Linked DNA regions of Homo sapiens: region 2 is linked to region 1. The links are chromatin loops, found by intact Hi-C in ENCODE. Cell type or tissue: IMR-90. All regions are shown on one strand. Links, peaks and the distances in the headings refer to the core of each region. The heading gives the core; the rest is flanking DNA.

Region 1 (12,728 bases), core at 2,669-10,668:
AAAAAATTGAAATCTTACCAACCATAGTCTCAGACCACAGTGGAAAAAAAAGTAGAAATTAATACCAAAAAGATCTCTCAAAATCCACAATTACATGGAAATTAAACAATTTGCTCCTGAATGACTTTTGGGTAAACAAGAAAATAAAAGCAGAAATAAAAAATTTTAAAATAAATGAAAACACAAACAACAACAACAACAAAAAACAGGTGTTGCAGAGAAAAAGGAATGCTTATACACTGTTGGCTGGAGTGTAAATTAGCTCAATTATTGTGGAAAACAGTGTGGAGATTCCCCAAAAATCTAAAAACAGAACTACCATTCAACCCAGCAATCCCATTACTGGCTATATGCTCAAAGGAATATACATTGTTCCATCATAAAGACACATGCACATGTATGTTCATTGCAGCACTATTCACAATAGCAAAGACATGGAATAAACTTAAATGCCCATCAATGGTAGAATGGATAAAGAAAATGTAGTACATAGACACTATGGAATCCTATGCAGCCATAAAAAAGCACAAGATCATGTCCTTTTCAAAAACATGGATGGAACTGGAGACCATTATCCTTAGCATACTAACACAGGAACAGAAAACCAAATATTGCATGTTCTCACTTATAAGTGAGAGCTAAATGATGAGAACACATGGACACATAAAGGGGAACAACAGACACTAAGGACTATTGGAAGGTGAGAGAAGGGAGGGGATCAGGAAAAATAACTAATGGGTATTAGGCTTAATACTTAGGTGATGAAATCATCTTACAACAAAACTCCATGACACAAGTTTACCTATATAACAAACCTGCACATGTACCCTGGAACCTAAAATAAATGTTAAAAAAAAGAGAGAAAAGAAAACAGACACAACATACCAAAATCTCTGCAAGGCAACAAAAGTACTGTTAAGAGGGAATTTTATAGCACTGAACACCTAGCTCAAGAAGTTAGAAAGTTCTCAAATTAACAATCTACTATAACACCTAAAGGAACTAGAAAAACAAGAACAAACTAACCCCAACATTTGCAATAGAAAAGACATAAATGAGGCCAGCACGGTGGCTCACACCTGTAATCCCAGCACTTTGGGAGGCCCAGATGGGCAGATCACGAGGTTAGGAGATCGAGACCATCCTGGCTAACACAGTGAAACCCTGTCTCTACTAAAAATACAAAAAATTAGTGGGTCGTGGTGGTGGGCACCTGTGGTCCCAGCTACTAGGGAGGCTGAGGCAGGAGAATGGCATGAACCCGGGAGGCAGAGCTTGCAGTGAGCTGAGATTGTGCCACTGCACTTCAGCCTGGGCAACAGAGCGAGACTCCGTCTCAAAAAGAAAAAGATAAGACATAAACGAAATCTGAGCAGAAGTGAATGAAATTGAGACCCAAAATCCATACAAAGAATCATCAAACCAAAAGTTGGTTTTTTGAAAGGATGAACAAGATGGATTAAAAAAAAAATAGGAAAAAAAGAAAAAGAGAAAAGATCCGAATAAGCACAATCAGAAATAACAAAGGTGACATTACAATGATCCCACAGAAATACAAAAAATCCTCAGAGGCCAGTACGTGTTGTTTCACTATAAGGAAAAGGAATGCAGAGAAAAAAGCAAGAAATACTATAATTAGGCATAATATAGAGGACTGTCTGTAACTGGTTGATGTTAGCATCCACAAAAATAGATCATTGACTAGTACAACAATTTGCAGAAATAAATGAAGATTAAACCATGCAGGTTTGTAGCAAATCTTCCTTTGAAATTTTCATTTGAAGTAGATATTATGAAATTTCAATGCCTTGTCATGATGAGATACCTATTAAGATTAAGCATTGTCTATAATCAATAGATATGTTTATCTCAACAATGAAAATATTAATATAATATGGCATGGGCAAGCAGCATGTTTTATTTTTCTTTTTTTGAAACGGAGTCTCGCTCTGTCACCCAGCCTGGAGTACAGTGGCGCGATCTCCGCTCACGGCAAGCTCCGCCTCCTGGGTTCACGCCATTCTCCTGCCTCAGCCTCCCGAGTAGCTGGGACTACAGGCACCCGCCACCACACCCGGCTAATTTTTTTGGTATTTTTAGTAGAGACGGGGTTTCACCATGTTAGCCAGGATGGTCTCGATTTCCTGACCTCGTGATCCGCCCGCCTCAGCCTCCCAAAGTGCTGGGATTATAGGCGTGAGACGCCGGTTTTCTTTCTGAAAACAGAAGCCTGTGAGTTGTGTAAGTGAGTGAAATAAAAAATGCATTAAAGCAGGAAGAACACTGATATTCTGGCAGAATTTTTTAATCCCAATTTTAACTTTAAAACATTCGCAGTTTAAAATCATACACACAGACATGCATACATAATGTTAAAAAACATTATATTTTTAAAATGTGAGCTCCCCTTAGTATCATGTTTGTATTTTATTTAGTACCATTTCTGCGAACAAGATACTTTTGTATGGGCAATTTGATACATCATGCAAACAAAAGTAATTCTAGGCTTTTAAATAATAATTTATGCGGTTCTTGGTGATATAACAAACATTTATTAAATCTAATAGTTGTCATAAAAAATAGAAATACTTCTGTTATTGGAGTCCGACTTTAAAGTCTTTACCTCAAGATATTAAAAATAAAACTGTCACGTAATCACATCTGAGAATTTTTATTTTTTTTTCCTTGAAATTGTTATTAGATCTGGTTGTTTCTAAGAGGGAAAAGAAGCTGAAATGAGCTTCAAAGGACAGAACACTGTTGACGTGTATATAAGCATTGTATAGTCTCCCCCTGGCTTTTAAAAGAAATTTCAGAGACTGGTATTAATTCTTGACAGTTTTATTTCTAATATCATCTGGTTGACATAAAAGAGCCTCTGTCAATTTTTAAAATGGGCAGAACAGAATGGGAATAGAAAACCAGTGTAATATTATGAGTGAACTCTGATGCACCTGAAGTGGTAATCTGTTTTTCTTAATTAAAAGAAGGAAAATAAAACAACTTATACTATAAAACGCTGATATTTCAAATTCCCAATTAATAGTAAATACATATTTTAAACTCTTTTTTCTGTTGTACATAAAAAATGCAGTGTCTCTTGTTAGAAGCTTGTTTGTTGCTGAAACATTTTTTTTGGCACATTTTATTACATGAAACAATGCTCCTGACAGATTGCTTTCAGTTTCTCTGACATGCAAATAGAATCCATCTATAGTTTGCTCTTACACACTTTTTGCAAAGTCATTAAGAATAAGACAGGGTGGTCAGAGACACCTTTGGTTTGCAATGAATACTCAATGAAACAGTATGGGTAGGTCATTTAATATAGTTGTAATCGATTGCTGCTGTTGCCTTTCCGGCCAAGCTGTAGTGCAGGAACAGATTTTTAATTAAATAAATAGCTGGGTCGGCAGGCAGGTGCGCCCGGGCAAGCAACCTGCCCCGGGATTTGGTTTGCAGCAGTTGCTTGGCAACACAACACAGACGGTCTCTGAACAACAGCTGCACCCTCTGTTAGCAGCTAGCAGATGCTCACACCTCAGAGAATGGTGTCAGAAATAATGATTTGTGAGTAATAGTTTGTAGAGCTCTCTAATAAACAGAAATAAAATAGCCTGAATGATAAAGGTCAAAGATATTCCAGACTGTTATAATGAATATGAATTTGGATCCAGTGAAATTATCAGAAAAAGACAATGAAGATGAAATATTACTGATACACTGTAACTAAAAAAAGAAAAAAAGCAAAGAAACTTCTATTATATATGACACAAAGTCAGAGGTACTTTTACATTATTTCATTTAATTTTTCAAATAAATTTCTAAGTATTTCTATGTCTACTTTAGAAGATGAGACACTGAGTTTCAGAGAATTTAAATCATTTACAACTATAAATATAGTTTTCACTATTAATTTAGTATGCAAATTTAGGTAGAAATCAAAGATGGAATGTTTAACATATTACAAGAAAGAATATGTGTAATGTAATAACTGTTACTACTAGCAACTGGTAGCCATGTCAGTATAAAACTGTGTTCCTTATGTTGTTTCTATAGGATCATGCTTGAATTTAATATAACTAAAAGTTTGAGTAATTTGGTCTGTTGTTGTTAATTTAAAAATATCAAAAAAAGCAGGACTGGAAATTCTGGATCTCTGTAGTCACAAGAATGTATAATTAAGTTGTGACAAATCAGAACCTCCTACTACTTTATTCTTAACTGATTATCCCATGCCATGAACATATGGCCCCAATTTTAATGCTTCTTTTAGTACAAATTAAGGTGAATAAAGTCATTAGAATTATCTATTTGTGTTTTGGTAAAATAAAAATTGCTTTAATGTTTATTTTAAAATTTGTAATATTTGCATTTTACATGAAGCTTTAACAGTTTTTTTTAAGGCAGTGTGTATACAAGATTTTTTTTTCTGCAGTTCATCATCCTATGCACACATGGGGTATGAGAACCAAAGTACAAAGGGAGACTATATAATCACACAGATTAATCTCCTCTCTCACAACTGCACATATGCCCATGCTTTGCTAACTATGTGCCCAGCTTTTCCCTTAATTTACAATAAATGGAAACTCAGTAATAATAAAGCAGCTTGCTATAAAAATACATGAAGTAGAGTTTTATCATTTTGATTATTTTTTAGTAAAAAAGTATATTTTCTTTTAAAACCATATTTAAATAAAATCTCCACAAATATTTTTCAGTAGTCATAATATTTTCTATGAATCTTTAGATGAAAAATATTTATTCATTTTCCCTTTAAAGCTTTAAAAACTTGTTACCTAAATAACATTTTATAAGTTATCACATTTTTTTGAATGAAGTGTTACAGGTCTTTGAGAAGATAAAAATACTTCCATCCCAACAATTGAATATATAACTTATTTGGTGATATAGCATTGAGTTAATTTAATGTTGAGTGGTATATTAAATTATTCTTATTGGGTCAACAAATAAAAAGTTGCAGATATTCTAGACAGTGTTTCTTTCATAATCTTTTTAAGGATGTAAATGAGTCTAATAAATGAGTCATATATACACATGAAGAATTGAATATTCCAAAAAGTTGACTTTCAAGAGTAAATCCCTAAGGAAAGAAAAACCCCCCCTTTTTTTTTTTTTTTAAGAGGGCAATGTTTATCAATTAGGCATATTATTGGACTTTAGGAAAAAAGCCTCCATTCTTATTTATCCTTAATACAGATTTAAATGCTAAATAAATTTTTGACTAATATTCCAAAACTGCTTTACTTCATTAACTCATCAGTGTCATGTATGTATTGACAGCAAGTGTAGGAAGTACTTCTCTGGATATTTGTTCAGGCAAATTTTTAGATAAAGCAGTCCTTGCAAAGAGATTTCTAACATCAGAGCTCACCACTGTAGTTTATGCAGGTATATTTAATTTGTAAGTGGACTAGCTGTCCTCAAAGTCAACTCCTCCTAGAAGGGAAGTATGAATCTTTGATTTATAAAACTAACAAAAATAAGAGCAGTGTTGTAGTTTTATTACATAAATTTAAAAAAATAATATGTGTACATATATCACTAGAAAATAGAAAAGTAAAAATTTGCCTTAGTGGTATAATTTAAGGAGTTCTATTAACATATCCTGATATGATGCAGTGAGCATACTATATCTCTTTTATGATATTATTGCTAAAAATACAATCCAATGAAATCATTAAAAATATCAGACGATCTGAAATTGAGAAATACACTACAAAATAACTTGTCAGTACTCTTCAAGTGTCAATATCTTGAAAGAAAAGAAAGTTTGAGGAGATTTTCTGGGCTAATGGAGACTGAAGAATTTATAAGTAAACACATTGCAATCCTTTTTGGATCCTCGACCAGGAAAAGGACATCAGTGAAACAGTTCGCAAAATTTAAATATAATCTACAGATTAGAAATTATTGTATCAATATTAACCTTCTGGTTTCTATCATTTTACTGTGGTTATATAAAATGTTAACATTTGGGGAGTGTGGTTGCAGGTGGAAATAGGACTTTTTTGAACTATTTTTGTAATTTTTTTATATGTCTGAATAATTTCAAAATAAAAACTAAAAAATTAAAATTTATTTCTCAGCATCAAGCCATTGTTGAATGTAAGTTGATATCTACTAAGAGCCAGGTGCAGTGGCTCACACCTGTAATCCCAGCCCTTTGGGAGGCTAAGGCAGGAGGATTGCTTGGGGCCAGAAGTTCGAGACCTGCCTGGGCAACATATTGAGACATTGTCTCTACAAAAAATAAAAGCAAAGTTAGCTGGACATGGTGGCTTACGCCTCTAGTCCCAGCTACTTGGGAGGCTTAAGCAGAAAGATTGCTTGAGCCCAGCAGTTCAAGGCCAGTGAGCTATGACCACGCTTCTGCACTCCAGCTTGAGCAACAGAGTGATACCTTGTCTCTTAAAAAAACAACAACAAATAAACAACTACTAAGAGCCACATTTTAGGCTCTTATTAATATCAACATCATTTTCTTTGTGATGGTGTCTGATGTCACTAAGTACAAAGGGCAAAAGGAAAACATATACATATAGATCAAATCAGATTCCTTGAGAGTAAAATGTGGACTTATAAATATTGGTAGAACACAAGTAAATGGGGACTGTTCAGAGAAAACTGGGGAGTATAATCACTGAATTTAGAGACCCTATTTAGAGAAGAACTATCTGGGCTTACAGAAGAACACACTCTGTAATAACAGTGACTCATCCATCTTTGAGCTTTAACCACTTAGCACAGTACTTTGCATATAGTAAAAAGTCAATACATGTTTATTGAACTACATAGGAGTCTGGTGAAGAGGTCAACTTCATATGGGGACAAATGGCCTATTTCATCAGTTCAATGTGGGACTAGCCAGTCCACTCAGTAGATAAAGTTTGGGCAGATTTCCCACCTTATTGCTGTATTTTCAAAACTATTAACATCCTTGGTATTTATAATCCCATATATGATGCAAATCCAAGAGCCAGAAGAGATTGTCAACTCAGGAGAAGAGGTCACAGAAAGAAATGAATGGGCTGCTGAGACGTTCGATAGCAATGTTAGGAATTTCTGTGGTTGAAAAAAGAAAATAAAATTGAATATCTTTACTTCTTTAGAGAAAGCATAAACAATGAGTGATTATTGAATTGAGAACTACTTTGTAGAGGGCAATCTAATTGTTGACTATGCCCCTGGAGGTGTAAATCAGAAAATCATTGGATACCACTAGTTCACAAATTCTCTTTCATCACACGCAAACAACAAATGCCTCAACAATCAATCAAACAGTTCATTCAGAATCTGGTGCTGTGTCAGAAAGATTGCTAAATGCTATTTGTTACACTGCATTATCTTTCAGTAAGTAAGAATATAGTTTTTCTAAGTTTTTCTCTCAATCAAAACCACATATTGATATATACCTGCTGTCTTTCACAAGTCAAAAATACCAACAAAGCTTTGAATTGCTTTCAGCTATGTGGAGACAACTCGGTTCATTCCCCTTGACAGGTTATAAACTTTAAGCATTAATTCTATATTTACATATTGCTAATTTAAAGGAGTGAATGTCACTTTACCTTTACTGATTATCAAATCAGTGACTGTCTCAAATTAGGGTATAATTAATAAAGCAAGTATTCTTGCTAACTTTGAACAATGAGAATGTGGAAAGATTTTATTTTCTATGTCTTCCATTTTAATTAATAAATCAGTGTTCTGCTAAGGATTGCAATGTATTTATGTAAAAGACAAAATAATTTTTGGAGGGCCTGAGGAAGGAGTAGTGATGGCAGGGTGTCATTAGGCTGACGTGAGCTTAGCGAAACTTTCATAAGTATTTGCTGATTTTATTTAGGAAAAAGCTCTTATTTAAAAACACTCAATGAAAAAAACACAGTAAGAAAACCACAGGAAAAAAATAAAATAAAATAAATGGAAACATTTAGGCATTAGGATTATATTTATCAAAAATATGAATATAATTACTGATCATAGATTAGTTCTTGTTTTTTAACAAAACTTAAATTTTGATATTTCAGGAAAATGTCTTTTTATTTCCCCTAAGAAAAGAGAAATTAGAAATCAAGCAGGCATAAGTATTTATTCTCTCAACCTTGAGCATGCAAATCTCTGAATTTATATTTAACTGGAATAGTAACATTTAAAGACATTCTGGAAGTGGGAATGGGAGGAGGACTAGAGGGTATTAATTATGCTACATAAGCCGTCCAAAATATAAAGGAGATTTAATTCATCAGAAACAATGCAACTGGAGATTTTTTAAAAACAAAATATTTTCTTTATAATGTTTAAGATGTCTTCACAACTTAACTCCTACATTTTACCCATATATTTCTCTAAAAGCATAACAGATCTAGTACCCCCAAGAACTGGACAAAAGTTCAGGGATTAGACGTGAGAATAAGAGAGCAGGAGGCAGAATGAAAAGGTAGACATAATTTCTTTCTTCATTTTAGATTCTAGACACAAAGGAGAGAACCAATCTTGAAACAGTTTATATTCCTTGGAGACGAACAATATGTAAATGAATAGCATTCTACTACTATTAAGTTTATCGGGGCCAGGTACAAGTTATATATGGAAAAAGATCCAATTTTATTCTTAGTTTAGCAAGAATAAGAAGCTAAAATGGGGTCATTTTTAGTTATTTAAATTTAAATAACTTTGCTAATGCTGCCCTCCATTTCTCACATTATGAATATTCACAGTTTTGTGCGCCATGGTGTCAACTCTAGTTTCAGCAAGTATCATTTATAACTTAAATATATATCAAAATGGATTGTCTTAATAAATATTTTAAAAGTCTTAATTGCTTTCTAGTGAACATTATATAGAAGCCAATGAGACTTTTGGAGTGAGTTGCTCCAGGGATGCCCAGACCTAGGAGAAGATAATTGTTGACCTTTTACATAAACAGGTATTTTCTTCAGTATGAATTACATACCGGCATCACCTATAAAACTTTTGAAAAATACTGATGTCCAGACTCCAATCCAGATCAATTAAACATCTCCTCTAGGACTGGGACCCCAGATACAGTAATTTTCAACTCCTCAGATGCTTATTTCAAGCCAGGGTTGAGAAACAATGATGTAAATGTTTTAATAAGGATTAAACCTCTCAGTGGTGGAAACTCAGCTTCCCACTTCCTTTCTCTCTCTCCCTCATACTAGCTGTGTGATTTGGCCAAATTTCCTCCTTTATAAAATGAGGATGAAACTAGTAACTCTCTCAGGGGATTGCTAAATTAATAACATGAGTTAATATTTGTAGAATAATTCAAACAATAGTAATAACTGTGTAAATGTCTGTTAAATAAATGTAAAAAACAAATCAGGCCTTGGAGTAAAGGGGAAACCCATTTTAGGATGGTAAGGGAGTAGGTTTAGTAGTCTGAAGTCCTGAGAGGTCTCACAACAGTCAGAACATTATTAATGGTTTAGCTTGGGCTTGATCAAAAAGTCCAATCAAATAGAAATTGTTTCAATATTTGATGATTTATTTAGTTGTGAATGACCGAAATAAAACTGACTAATAATTGTTGATGCACATAACTGAAAAGACCAGTGGCTCAAATGAGGCCTTATGGTTTGAAGACACTTTCTCCTCTTTTTTTTTTTTTTTTTTTTTTTGAGACAGAGTCTCACTCTGTCACCCAGGCTGGAGTGAGTGAAGTGGCAGGATCTCAGTTCACTGCAACCTCTGCCTCCTGGGTTCAAGCAATTCCTGTGCCTCAGCCTCCCAAGTAGCTGGAATTACAGGCACATACCACCACACTTGGCTAGTTTTTGTATTTTTAGTAGAGATGGGCTTTTGCCATGTTGCCCAGGCTGGTCTTGAACTGCTGATCTCAAGTAATCCACCTGCCTTGGCCTCCCAAAATGCTGGGATTACAGGAATGAGCCACTGTGCCCGGCCACTTTCTCCTCTTTCTTAACTCTGCTTTTCTTTCTAGGCTTCAACCTCAGATACACTCTTCCTTTTCACAGCAAGTAGTTCCATCTTATATGCATTCTGTTTGGTAATTCAAGGAAAGAGAGACCATTCTTCCCTCTGTAGATCCATGCAGAGTCCCAAGATTGAGTTTCCTTGTCTCTGGCTTGCCCTGTCCAGAAGGGCGTTAATTGCCTTTGCTGCCCTGATACCACAGTCTTCCAGTTTTCTTACCGAAGAAGTCATCACTGAGTGCAGGGAAATTTGATGCTCAAATTAATTAGACCTAATTCATATGCTCATTTTGAGAAGTTGGAGTTAACCTTGCACAAACCACACAGATAGAGTGGGGGATTAGTAATCCCTGAAAGAAAAAGCAGGGTGCTTGTTATCAGGAAAGGGAAAACGGATGTGGAGCAGGCTAACAACAACAGATGTCACCATGGTTAAGGGATAATCATTCTATGCCTCTTTGAGACTGCTTTAGTGGGAGCCTATGTTCAACTAGATTTAAAATCTGTGAGATGGCACATTCAGAGGCCCTGAAAGGATCTTCTCTCATTGCACAAAGCTGCCTGCCTGTTATTTCTGAAATTCTTTTAAGAGTGGACATAACATTCATGTTAAGACTTAAAATGGAAATTACTCTGGACAAGAGAAATACTTCTCTAGACTCAAATTAAGATATAATTTGTTGACATGAGATCCTCTCTGGGGAAAAAAAAGTTTTGATGGGACAAGAGGTAAAAGAAGCCAGGGAACAAGTAAATGGGCACAGAGAGGTGAAGCACTGGGCACACAGTCCACTGATCACAGCTGCCAAGGCTGGGCCCTTGTGAGAACTCTAAAGCACCGGCTACTCAGGAAGTCACATTCTGGCATCTTAGAGCCCTCAGTGTAACTCCCAATTTCATAATCTGCCTAAATTACTTTGATTCAAAATCAATTCTTTGGGTGGTTATAGATGGGATGGATTGTGGGTGCCAAAACAGTCCTTCAATTCAGTGAAAGCCTTGATTGTTTGACATTATGAGGATTAAATATTGTGGTTATTGGCTAATTTCTTTCACATTTAAAGATGTTGCTGGGACATCATGCAGACAAGCCAGTTTTAGCTCTAGCAACTGCCAGAAATGGCACTGTGACCTTAAGACTTGGACACTTTTATCTTGGAAACTGGACCACTAGAAGACTGAAAGATTTTACTTCCTTTTCCAGATACGCTTTTTTAGGGTGCTGTGTGTGCTTCTGTTTTTATTTGGCTTGCCCCCCTTCAATTTCATTTACTCCTATTTAACAAATGTGTACTGAGCAACTGCTATACATCAGTGCTCCATGCAGAGTAATAACGTGCTTTTTAAAAATTAGCTTCTCTGTGACCTCTGTGGTGAATTTGTCAGATTTCTGCTGTGAAATTTGGTTTGTGTTTTTTCTATAAATCTGACCTGTCGATTTAATCCTCCCATTTCTAACTTCTGCTTCTGTTTCTTCACTCTGCTGCCCAGAATTACATTAATGTGCCTTTGTTTCCATGACATCAGAATCCTCTGGTTTTCCCCCAAGTCCTTTCTGCTGTCTCTTTCTCTGTCTTCCTCACTCCTTCCATGTTAAGTGCTCTTTAGATCAAATTTCCTTATTCTTCTAGGTGGGCTACATGTCCCTTCTATATGTCCCCATAATACCTTACTAAAAAAAAAAAATCATCCTGCACTGTAATGAGTTGTTTGCATGTTGGTATTTTAACCAGAATTTAAATTACTGGGGAAAGAAACTGGATAGTATTCACTGTTTTAACTACTACGAAGTCCAATGCCTAAAACTGAAAATAAACTCTACTCCTGATAGAGCAGATCCAAGATATTTTGCCTGAAGGAGACACATGACAGAGAGCATCAGGGCCATTCCAGGCCCATGAGATAGTGAAATGAGATCGTGAAATTAGATCTAATGCTATAAAGCAGCTCTTCCCCAAAACAGAAAACCATGGCACTTCCAGTTCAGGAATATGGAATCAGAATCTTTGTTAATCACCAGATAGTGTTGCAGACTTAGAAACCAAGGCCCTATACTTATACTTGGGTGTAAACTTTTACTTAACTCAGAGTTAAGACAGTACCTTTTGCCACATTTAAAAGAAAGCTAAATCTCAACATAGGTGGGCTGTGATACTGACTAAAAGAATAATTGGAGACCAGAGATTTTTATGGAAGAAATGAAGAGCAATAATTGTTATTGAATAACTCAGGTAAAAAATGATTCTGTGAAACTTCTTAAGAAGGGCATGCTCATCTGTCCAATAAATCTTCTTCTAGAAATTTGTATGCTGATGAGAATACTAAAATATGGAGAAAACAATTATAATGGAAGGAAGTACTGCTGAAGTGATGTTCATGAGAAGTCAAGAGGAAACGGGATCTCGCATAGATGGACGGAATTGCCTTGGTTAAGAGTACAGAGAGTTCCTCCTTGTAGGAAAGGCTACACTAAGGGCAGAGACACAGGTGGGATCATGTAATTCCTCCTCTGATTGTTTTTGTTTTCACATTGAAATAAGTAGCAGGTCATTACTGAGAATAAGGAGGTGCTTGAAGTTTAAAATATGAAAGTATGAAATATGAAAGTAAAGAAAGAAATACAAAGTAAGAAATATTAAAGTAAGAAAAAGAAGTTTCTAATAAGAGTGGGAGAGCAGCGAATGACTTCCACATTGCTGAATCCACTGGCCATTTCTCTGGAAATTCGAATGATAGACACAG
Region 2 (12,728 bases), core at 2,046-10,045, 400 kb before region 1:
CACTACAAAGCAAACAGGGGAAATGGAAACCAAGTTAAAAAAAAAAAGAAAGTAAATTTGATTGCCAATAAAAGTTGAGTTATGTTTGTTTAGCTCACATGGGAATATCAGTTTGTAAACAATGTGACATTACTCATTGTCCTTTATTTAAGCCTGAGTCTACTCAAAAGCCTCAGTGAAGTCTTAGGTGAATAATTTCAATTAAGTATCAAAATAACTTGTGCTACTGGAAACAATATTAGTCCTATTTTATTGATGAGGAAACTGTGGCTTAGAGGTTAAATAATTGGCTGAAAGTTACACAATGGAAAAATGACTAAATTTCTGTCATCTTGGCTGGAGGTCCTACTTATTAGAATATGTTACTTCTACACATGATAGTTTTGATACTTACTTCATGGCTCAAAAAATAAGATAGACTTTATGTTAAACAGCAAATATCCTATTTAATAGAGTCAGATGCACAGTAAATTCTATGTTGTATAATCAATATATCTCATGTGCAAATGGTAACTTTAGGGTATCTGTTTAAATATCAGAGTATTTTCTGCTCTCTGTATTGCTGTACTGGTTTACATCATATTTTCTTTTCTTCATATTTTCTAATAACTTAAGACCAGAATTTAGAATAGCTAGCAGGTATCTAGGGGATAATCAGATGCTGCATATATTTTCAGGAACACTTATGTTGACATTGCCTATTTTGGCTTTGAAGTACAAGCTAATTGTACTACCTGCAGCTTTCTACTTTTTCCTAATAACTTCTAGCTAAAAGTATGAAACAAAATAAATCCCAGTAAGAAAGCAAAAATGGTAATCATCAAATTGCAAGACAAACCATGACTTAATCCTTTTTACCCTAAGTCTTATCAACTGCTTGAATGCTAAAAAAACTGACTGGAATGTTTGAAAGGAAGCACACTTTGTAAGATATTTGAGACTATTCATCAAGTTTCCAAGCTACCTCAGCATCTTCTCCTTTTAATCTTCCCTATATTCCATCAAATCACTAGCTTATTCAGAGATTCAGGAATCCGTCCATATCCATATTTTTCAAAAGGTGAAAGAAGAAAAACTAACCAAACACATGAGATCCTAAAATAAAAGGAATAATACCCATTATTCTTCAGTCTCAGATAAATTACAGATCTGTTCTTCAAAATGGTGATGAGAGATCTCCCCAAAAAGTGAAAGAAAATAAAAGATAAAGGGGTTCAGAATCTGATGTTATGAACCGATATAAGTTGACAAGGAAGTTGCCAGAAAACAGAGAAAAAAATCAGGTGAAAATAAGAATGGAGAAGAAAGACATGTACACAGCCAAAGCACAGATGCATATGAAAAGGACATTATTAGTGACAGGCTTTAGGAAATCATGCAAAATGAAATGTTAAAAAAAAGACTGTAATAAAGAGAAAATACCAGTTATAGAAAACAGAAAATGTAGCTCAATTAACGTGATGTTCCTGATGAAGAGAGAACATACACACACTCTCAAAAATATGCAGAAACATTATATCTCTGAAATAAAATTAAAACTTTAATATAAAGACACCAAACAATCAAAAATAAGATGTACAAGATGTATTATTCCTACTTCAATCTCAAGAATGAAGAATGTATCATTCGGAAACCAGTGGGAAAAAAATCAGTTCAATATAGGAGGAGTCTATGAACTGGAAACAGACTGATTTCAGACTTCCTACTAGCCTCTATGAATGACAAAAGACAGTGAAGCAATGTCCCAAAATTTTGAGGAAAATAATACATAATTAGCCAGGGCAACCTTCAAGTCCAAAATGAAAAGGCCAGATATTCTTAATCATACAACAACTCAGATTAGAGCATTCTACCACCTCCTTGGTCAACATACTTAACAAAATCCAATCAAATTATGAAATTAAAAAGAAAAAAATTAAAAAAGAAATAAAGTAATGAAGGGGCTATCATAAAAGTATTGCTGATAAAATTTAATCCATCAAAATATAAAATCAGTATTAAATACTGTCAGAATTTTTATTATTATAGAACATAAGACAAACCTTAATGTAAAAGTAATAATTTAATAAGATTTGGGAGATATGTGGAAGGTGAGAAGAAATGCTCCATTACCTAGGCTGGAGTGCTGTAGCACAATCACTGCTCACGCCTCCCAAGTAGCTGGGACTACAGGTGTGTGCCACCATGCCCAGATAATTTTTTAATTGTAGACCTTGTAGAGACAAGGTCTCCTTACGTGGCCCAGGCTAATCTTGAAATCCTGGGCTCAAGTGATCCTCATGCCTTGGCCTCCCAAGTGCTGGGATTATGGGCAGAAGCCACCACACCTGGCATTTTCTACTATTTTATAAAATTGTTTCTTAATTCCAAGAAAAAAATCTCATCATTCTCTTCTATTTAACTGACTAAAAATCTTATTTGCCTATGTGTATGCTGGGTCACTATTGTAGGGAAAAAATATCTTTTCATCCCATTTTAGGTTCCATAGCTGAGACTCCTATAATAAGAGTTTAACAATAGAAAAGCTATACATTTACTTAATATATGTTTTATGTGACACGAGAGCCTTCATAAGGAAATGAAGACCCAAAGAAACAGGGCACCTTGTGTATTTTTTATGCTAGGTTTGATGGGCAAGTAGATAGTTGTGGAAAAGTCTGATTGGATTAAAAAAGCTTCATCTGATGGAGATAAGCTGGGGGAAACTCAGCAAGACCTGTTTGTTGAGATTTTTCTTTGTATCCCTGTATCTTCAGAGATGAGGATGTTCCTTTCCTTCCTTTCTCTGAGGGTTTTATGGCTTCAGGAAAGAAAGACATGAGGGAAGGTCAAAGAGACCTCCCTGCCCCCATGGTTTTCTTTGATTCCTTCAGCTTAAAATATTTTGGGGTAGCATGTACTGAACCTCATTATTAGAATTCTATAAAACAATTTTGTGGATACCAAAGAATAGTGGAGTGGATTCCGATTCATAATTTGATTAATAATCTCAAGATTATGCTGCCTGCAGGATATGAATGTTTTCTGGGGAAAAATGTTGTTAGTGGAGATGAAGAGAAATGAATGCTTGCTTGGTAAATTTTGGAGTTGGAATTGACAAAATTTGCAGATTAACTACATGTGGAGTTATGGCAGAGAAAGGAATTAAGATTACTCCTGAATTTGAGCTATATTAACTGGAGGAGAAAGTGATCCTTTGAGATGCAAAACTTAACAGAAGATCAGGATGCTGATGGAGAAAAGTAATAGAAATAATAGTTCACTTGCGAATGTTAGTCTTGACATGCCAGTGAGACAGGTAAATGAAAACAGCAAGCATGTCATCGGATAAATGAGCCTAAAGCTCAGAAAAGAGGTTTGGGTGTTATTACATGTAAATCCAACAATATGGATCAAGTGTCCTTGGAGGAATATGGGCATTAAAGATGAGAGGGCAAAGACTGTGCCCTAAATTTAGACAACATTAAAGACACAGAGGTACTGTAAAGGAAAAGGTACCAATAAAGACTGAAAAGGAATGGGTAGTGAAAAGTAGGAAATCAGGGAAAGTGAGGTTTCCTGATAACTAAAGAAGTGTTTGAAGAAAGGAAATACAGTAAGTGGTGCACTAAAATGATGAAAAGACATGAAGTGTGAAGATAAATAGAACATGCTCATTCGATTTGATGACATAGAGGTAGTTGTTAACTACAAAGAAGAGCTTCACCATAGATGAAATTTAAAGTCAAATTGGAGTGGGCTGGCCAGTGAGTAAAGGTGAAAATGTGAAAAATGCAGAGGTCCACATAACTTTTGGAGGTTTGCAGTATAAAACAGCAAAGAAATGTGGCAGAGCTAGAAGGGGTAATAGACTTTTTTTTTTCTTTAATGTTGGAAGATACTGGAGCTAGTATGTATGTGGATGAAAAGATAAAGTGAAAAAACTTTTTGATTAACGAAAGAGAAGATAGCATAAGAAAGAAATCCACGGCTAGGCTGGTTTGGAAGGTTGTAAGTTGATGAGACTATCCACAGAAGGCATGAGCTTTAAAGGAGGAGGTCATTTTGCACAGCAGGGGAGAGCTGGTCATTCCTTTCAATTCCTATAGCATTTCTTTAATATGTAAACAAATCCAGTACAGACATCCAGCTACAAACTTCTTAAGAACTTGAAGAAAAATGTAGATGAATATTCTTTAGTATTTCTTCTTTTTTAAGAGACTTTAAGTTTAAATGACAGATCTCTCAAAAGCATCTTCTTTCTACTTAGAGACATCTTTTCTGACTAAGCTTCTGGTTGCAATATCCACTCTCTCAACCCCAATCCAGACCCTTTTCAGTACTCTGGACAAATATTATCTCTCCATTGAAACCAGTCTACTAAGCCCTCAGTCCCCGGGGTCAGCTTTCCTGGGTAGCTCCCAATGTCAAAATGTATTCCACTAGTGACTGCACCCCATGCCTATATTAATCATCTGTGCCTTGTACTTTGCTTCCTTATTTTAAAGCTTCAATTTTCACTGTAGTGTCAGCCCTTTAGGAAGAAAACTCTCAGGCCAGGCCTTCGAGTCCTGGAACATTTCCTCTTTCCCACAGTAATATTAACATAGCCATTAATATATCTATAACTCCACCAAATTGAAATTATTCCAGCATCTGATGTTATTCTTCATACAAAAATTATCTCTGGGAATACAGTGATTTCCCTAGGGTTCTGTTCTGAAGGATTGACAATAAATGGAAATATATATTAGTCTCCACATTTTCCAACTTCTTTGAAGAAATACATCTGAAGGGAGATAGTACCTCTATATTAAAATTATCATTTTTAAAGACTTTCCAAAATTTTAGGCATATTTGTATAAATTATCTCATTTAATTTAAAAACAACTTTTTGGAGACATGAAAGTATATAGCAATAGGTCCCCTCTAGGCTAAACCTGAATGATAACAATATATGTTTGGAGATGGCAAGTTATCAGGAATGTCTTTTCATGCATTCAGTTCCTGGAGGTCAATTGATTATCATTTCCTAAAGAAGGAGAAATACATGGACAAGAATGCATACAGACATTGAGAAGATGAGGGTAAAGTAAGAAATAAAGACACACAAAGAAAGGCACTTCTGCCTTTAGAGAGAGAATGATTAAATAAATGATGAATGAGCCGTTTTCTTCAGAACTTTGTGACACAGGTAGTATGAGAAAGAGCTTCAGGTCTCTTATTAAAAACCTTTTGGGTTGGAAATAGGGGCACTCACCCCATTTTTGCATAGAGCACATTGAATCCAGCTCAAAGACTTCACACTTTGGGATGTTGCAATGGCAAACATAGTACAACAGTAATAGGAGCTGGCAGATGCTCACTAGACTAGGCAAATATCCATCAAGAGACTGTGCCAACTTGCTTGTGAACACCTGAGACAAACCCTGGGGTTTCTAGAAATATCATCCTTGGAAGAGAGATAGTACTCATAGAAGCAGAGAAAGACAATTATCAAGCATCTTGCAGTAATAATTATGCTGCTGGAGATCACAGAGCCAAGAGTTTTTAGATTAAAAAAATTAATATTCAAATAGGCTATTATTTTGCTAAAAGTGCACAGCAAGTTGTTGGCAGACCTAAAATCTGAAGTAGATTTGCACAACTCCAAGACTGAGGCGCCATGACTATACCAAAGCTGTGTACAGATATATTCAGACATGTAAAAGTGCAGTTCAAATTTTCATTATCTCCACAGTAATATTGTCAATAATGCTTACAAGCAAAAACAGATATCCTAATACTACAAGTAATTATTTTTTAATTAAAAAATTGTATATAGGCCACTCTGGCATATATTGGACTAGACTATGGTTTTCTTAGTAATGCATTAGCCACGGTTTTATCCCCAAGAAGTTTATATTTTAGCAGTTAAAAGTGAAGAAAGGAAAACTACACAGTGAGCTATACTTGAATTAAACATATATTGGGCATTGGGGAGCATATAAAACAGAAATAACATTGTTAGACAAAAAATCTAACATTGGTTGATCAAAAATATGAAGAAATTGGAGAAAGAAGAAATTTCTAGGCAGAGATTATCAAAAGGTCTGAAAGTGAAGAAAAGAATACTGTTCTAGGGAAATGTCCAGTCATTTACTCTGCTTTGAGCTTAGAATTTCAGGACAGGAGTAATAGCTGCTGGAGAGATTATGCAATACAAAATTTAGGAAAGGCTAGATGGGGCCAGGTCATAAAGGGCTTAGTATACCCTAAATATATGCTATTAATAAATGGAGAGTCACTGAAGATTTTTGAACAAGGATATGAAATGGATGGAAATACGTATATGGAGTAAATCTTCTTAGATTATGCATTAAATGAAAATTGCAGTAATTTGTAATGCTTATGTATTTTTTTCTTAATTTTTTTATTTTGCAGTTCAGAAATACAGTACACTCCCATTTTAATGCAAATAAGCAGTATACAACAATTTTAATAAAATGTAGCTCAAGTTACGGAGAGGCTAATGAAATTGGAGTTCAAAAACCCTCTTTTGACAGCTGCAATTCGGTACCAGCTGGTGGCAGTAATCTACTCCAGACTAAACATCAATGAGGATGATTCAGCTCTGCATGGCTGAAATTTTTAGGACATTGGCAGCAATCCCAGGAATCTCCCAATAATTTAGCACTATTTTCATCATCTCAATCCCAGGATATTGAAGCAGCGGATTGGTCCTGAAAATATAGAGAACCACCTTCTACCTCCCCATTTCCTAAGCCAAGGGTGTTTGTCCTCTTTTAACTTTTCCCTCCTTTCCTGAGAGGAGAGGGAAGGAAGAGAAAGAAGGAAATTTACCCAGCCTCATTTATATCTACATGTACTTTATCACAGGACATATCATCATGATGTCTGACTGCAGGGGCTTCCACTGTACTATCACGTACTATTGTCATTTTGGCTTTAATAGAAATGGAAAGTGAGGTCAGTAAAATCATTAGAAAATATTAAAAATTGTTAACTGTGAAACCAGTGTTTTTGACTAGGTAATTAATGATTAAATATTTTGCTTCTTTTCAATATAAAAAACAAAAGAGATAGGTTATCACCCAGCATAACTAACAATTTAAAGCCCATGGTTAATATTTTTTATGCTGGTGTTGTAATACTCTTACCATGGCATTTATACGTATGCATGAACAACAACAGTAAGGCACACAAATACGCCTGACTCCTTTACATTACATTGGTTTTCCAGAATTTTGGAGTAAATGAGCTTTGCATTATGGCTTTTAATCTATCTTTATGATGAAGATAAAGTCTCAAGACTCTTAAAAAGCCGTAACAAAAAATTGTTTCCCTACATAGCAGAAATGTTGCAAAAACATTAAAATATGCAAGCTCTTGATTTCAAGAGTGTTTCAACCAAAGGTGGAAACTAAGAAAGACTAAATAAAGCCAGAGCCTAAAATCATTTTGGTGATCTATTAAAATTCACTTATTTATTCATTAAGACAATGCTACGCTCTCACTTTTTATCCCTAAAAGTCAGTTCTTTCAATATCCAAGACCTCATACCAAGTGACTGTCTGTCTTCGATTCTAAGTAAAACAAATACAGTGTGTTTTCCCATTCCACATATTCAAAAATGTTTCTGCTACAATCAATAAAAACGATGCAATTTCATGAAATGAATAAGGATAGATGAAATGATTAAATACATAATGCCGGTGCCTATTAGTTTAACTCGCATAAACACAAAATTTAAAATATCAACATTTCAAAATATGATTTGGCAAAGTAATTTTAATATTATAAAATTAAAGCTATAACTGGAGAACTAAATTAGCCTGACGGACACTCAATAACGTACAACTTCACTAGAAACATTTTCACCTTCTAATTTACTTTGTGAAGCTGAAGCTAAAAGGGACTCTTCAAATGTTTTATTTACCGGCCAATTTCTAGACGTCTGTACTCTGCCTGCACAGTAACAAGCTGGTGCTAATAAGCCATACATAAAGATCCTACTTATTAAAATACAAATTAGACACCCCTTATGTTTATACATGTGTAAGTACAATTAATATTGCAAGCTTCCTTGGAAACAAAATTGCTTTAGTTAACCAACCATTGCAATGCAATCAAATGAGATTTGAAATGCAATTGGAAAAGATCTGTTTGGTAGAAATAGCAATTATTTCATGCAGAACAATTAGCTTTCCAAGCTCTTTTTTGCTTCTCCCACCTGCCCTTAATAGAATAATTTGTCCATCATAAGTGACATGAAATGTCACCTTTAACACCCATAAATTGTATGGAGACCTAGCAGGCAGCTGGTAGACATAGCTTATTTACAAATATTAGTTTGAACTTGTAAATGCATGACCACATAAATCTTAATCCATTTAGGGTGTACGCCCTTTGTTCCCTCAATTGTGTATTCAGTTGGGAATTGAATGGAGCTGAGAGAGAGTGTGAATTGCATAAGTCCTTTGTTGTTGCCAGCATATTAGTGCTTTGCCTTTTGTTCTTGTTGTTCATGAGATTTCTCTACATTACACAGTAGGGAAGGTTAATCAACATTTTGCCTAAGTAATATTAATGAAACTTGCCTACTTACACTTGAGGGAAGAATCAGAATATTACATTGCTCTTTGAAATGTTAATGTACCTTTTAGGAAATTATGTCTGCCTTCTAAATCATCTTAGTGTTAAATTATTAAAGGATGGCATTAAAGAAATATTGCACAGATGCACATTGTTAAATACCTTAAAAGATAAAAGAATTATAAAGTTTAAAAGAAGGACCTTTTGAAAGATGATAAAATTTATCTTCAAATTAACCATTTTTAAATGTTTGGTTAAAATATTGAGAAAATTTACAATTGTTTTGTGTGCTTTCACAAAACAAGAGATTTAATGTTAATGATTTATAAGTTTCAACCACGAATTTGAACTGTATTCTGCTCTGGTCTTGAAGGATTTATTTAACCTTGCTGTATCTGTGCACTAAAGCACCACCTAGTTTATTAGGAACAAAAAAAAAGCTGAGAGGAATGTATTATTTTTGTACTTTTTACTTATTTGAGTCTTAAGATTAGATAGTCTTCATTGAGGTTCTATTCTCCAAGCACAAAAACGACCACTATCTAAACCTTCTATCACTCTATGGCATTTCAAAGGGAAGGGCTATCATAAAGACTATGTATGGCTGCCAAGGTTAGATATGGGAAATAGCAATTCTCAATGTGCAAACTGTGACAGACCTGTGTCCTGTCAACATCATTCACGGTCCTTCAGGAAGGATGCTCAGGAAATGAGTTGACAGGACTCTAAGTGGTCTAACTTGTTTTCCCTTTAACAGTCTCTTTTGATGTCAATCAGTATGTCAACAGGCCCTAAATAAATTGTGAGGTAACCAAGGGGGAAATTAGGAACAGAATTTCTTCAAGAATTCTCCCACATGGTGACCACCATTTGCTAAGAATTCCTAATACTTACTGGGCAAATAATTCATTTTCTATTTCACCATAGAAGATTTAGTAATGGCTTTTGTATTATTGTGGGACTGATTTGTCCTCTTGCACAATGTTTTTTTAGCAGTACTGCTACTTGGATAGAGGCACCAAAAAAGTAGAAAATAAGGGTTACATTTCAAGATAATTTTTTTCACTTTTTGACATCTCTAAGAATACAGCATACAATTGCTGATGCATCATAATTTAAGTGGCTTTTTTGGTGGGGGCTTGGGGGAGATGAGGTCTCTCTCTGTTGCCCAGGCTGGAGTAGTACAGTGTCATGATCTTGGCTCACTGCACCCTCCACCTCCCAGGTTCAAGTGATTCTCCTGCCTCAGCCTACCAAGTAGCTGGGATTACAGGCATGCACCACCACGCACAGCTAATTTTTGTATTTTTAGTGGAGATAGGGTTTCTCCATGTTGACAAGGCTGGTTTTGAACTTCTGGCCTAAAGTAATCCACCCACCTTGGCCTCCCAAAGTGCTGGGATTACAGGTGTAAGCCACCATGCCCGGCCAAGTGGCTTTTTCTTAGAAATAACTAAAATAAATAGAATGACTAAGTGCCTTACAATTGATGATTTACATTCAATAAAATATGGTAATAGCAAACTTGAATTTAGAGTTTTTGTATTGTGTTTGTGTTGTGGTTACCCATTACCTCAATATAGAAAACAAAATAATTGCCAAATGTTAGTGTTAATGAGCCCAATATTAAAGAGTTCACAATGTCTAGGAAATGAAACCTTATGTCTAGAAATTAATAAATAATAGTTAAATGAAACAACAATGATATAGGCATTACTACAACCCTACTTGCCAAGTTATTTTTTTCCACATTATTGCTCTTTAGAAAAGTGAAAACAACATACAACTAATAAATGACTACTTAAAATACTACCAAATGAATTTAAGGCAAAGAAAAAGGGTGCTTTGAACAGGGAATGTATAATCTATATATTTCAGAGGCTGAGTTTGTGTGTCTGTTTTGAGTTCTCCGAATTACTGAAGATTCAAACTAAAACAGCACCAAGGGTATTATATCTATGCTAGGCAGAATACATGATCTAGCCATACATCTATTATGACTTTACACTGCTTTTACCATGCACGCTTTATGTTGTGGGACATAAGGGAAGAGTAATTTATATTTAATGTTGTTAATCAAACATATATTTAGCTAGATTTGTTTTGCTGCTTTTTCCCTATTTGCAAAAACAAAAAAAATCGTTTTTATCTAAAAGCAACTAAGTATATTGTAAGCCTCTTCATTCACTAGATGAGCTTACAGTTTGCTCGATGCTCTAGGAGCTTATGTTTTTAGCTTAATCATTGATTTTTTCCTTAATATATCATGGATAGCAAATTGATCTTTATTAACCTGTGTATGATAAAGGTTGTAGACAAAGCCAATACCTACATAATATTAATACCAATCAAGTTAAGTGATATGATCAGTTCAGTAGAGAATCAAACAAACTGGCAGTTGTCAAATAGAGTCTCTCATTAGTAGACTGTTTAAAATATATAAATAAGTGATAAACAGTAAAAATAAATAATATCACAAGTATCAAGAATGGAAGACTATTATATACATGAATTAAATATCATTTAGTGCATTTTCCTTTGATATTCAACATAATCATAGAAACACAAAGAAGTGCTAATTCTTAAACCTCAGTTTAGTGTCTACTGAAGCACAACTACATACCTTCAAATTTGAGACTTTTGCTTTGCAAAGAGTACAATTAAGCTGTCGCTCACATTCTAAACCTATTTTAAATGTGGGAAGGTAGAGGGCAGTTGTTTACATCCCCAAAATGAGTTGTCTGGAAGTTTTCTGTGATCAGAAATTATAAAGATTTTCTTTCACTACAACTGTAATCACTCAAGTATGTAACAGAAGTACTTTCTGATTATTAAGGAATTTTTTTTTTTTTACTGTGCCCCTTGGCTATAAGAGGATAGATAAATGATAGATATGCAGACCTTACCACAAGGAGAATTTCTGCTATTTCTATAAACTAGTAACTCTTAGTTCATAAAACAAGTTTATTAAGAAAAAAAAAACATGCAACCGCTAATGTCAGCTGACATTTCTCAAAGTAGGCCAGAGTAGAAGAGAGATTACTTCTAGCTAAAGTGAAGCAAATTAAATTTTAAGAAGTTGAATATATTCATTCTCACTTTCATCATATTGCCCACCATCAAGGTGATTATAATATGTATACTGCTTCTTACAAACTCAAAGTAGTTAAAAGCAACTTTTTCCAACTTGTATATTCATAATATCGACAAAAATTATTCAGATATTAAAATTTAATGCTATTTTTAATGTATTTTATAAATAATGTACCTTTAATTATGGGAGAACATTTCAAGGGTTTTAAAGGGTTTTTTGGTTTTTGTTTTTTTTTGGTAATATGGAACATAAAGTACATTTTGGCTAACTTAATTGGCCCTGATTACCCAAAAGCAATTTATTTAAAAAGCAACAAGTATGATTATTTTTAATCCCACAACATCATAAGATTCCATCATTAAAATATATTTTAATATGCATGTAATTATCCATACACAATATGTCAAGCTATTTAAATCAAGTAGTTAAAAGGGGTTCTTACTGCAAAATCTTCTCTCCACTGGTGAGCTGCTTGAACTTTCTCCGCTTCCAATGCCAGGCGCTGAAAAACAAACAATAAATCTTAGAATTCAAATGAACACGTAATATGGAATTGTTATATAAAATGCTTGCGCTTTCTAATCAATTTTGAGGACATAAAAAGCAGAAGATGATCCTTATTTATGATTCATAAATTCTAAATCATTTAGTAATCTAACCTACTAAAGTTGATGTTTGTATATTTACTCTTCAGCAATATAAATAATATACTATTCTTGAATACCATTAAGTTTGTTACCTCTGCCATCATCAGCTATAGTGTCCTCTATGAGTGCTTTCTTTCAATGACTAATACTTCAGTTTTTAGAAAAACACTTAAGTATACTAATTTTCATAGAATCTTATTTTTAGTAAATACCTTTGGAGCATACATTTCTCTTAAAAAATGACATTGAGAGATTAATATGCACTAAACAATATACTAGGCACCTTCTTAAATGCATATTGAGTTTTTACCAAAAGCCACAAAAGCTGAAATAACTTCCCCTTTGATGAAGTACATCTTTAGTAGTTCTTTCAGCGATAATCTTTGATAGAGGATTTGTGCATCTTAAAATTG

Evidence for each region. Peaks named below come from ENCODE experiments on the same cell type or tissue, not always from the same donor. Only the 100,000 strongest peaks of a DNase experiment are listed, where the experiment ranks them.
Region 2: a loop joins it to region 1, with 2.0 times the contacts of the local background. A loop is called at or near these places in 25 of 110 quality-filtered maps.

The regions. Positions count from the first base shown.
Region 1 is chr7:82,556,154-82,568,881 of GRCh38, forward strand. No RefSeq gene overlaps it. Among named protein-coding and RNA genes, the nearest start is that of CACNA2D1, 120 kb to the left of the region's middle. In IMR-90, for the core only: no CTCF peak of the experiment used is centred there; DNase peaks (open chromatin) are centred at 6,758 and 7,038.
Region 2 is chr7:82,158,440-82,171,167 of GRCh38, forward strand. It overlaps CACNA2D1 (calcium voltage-gated channel auxiliary subunit alpha2delta 1), which reads right to left. Exons shown (of 39, transcript NM_000722.4): 4 at 12,111-12,170. Among named protein-coding and RNA genes, the nearest start is that of CACNA2D1-AS1, 160 kb to the left of the region's middle. In IMR-90, for the core only: a CTCF peak has its summit at 6,542 (motif pointing right); a DNase peak (open chromatin) is centred at 6,592.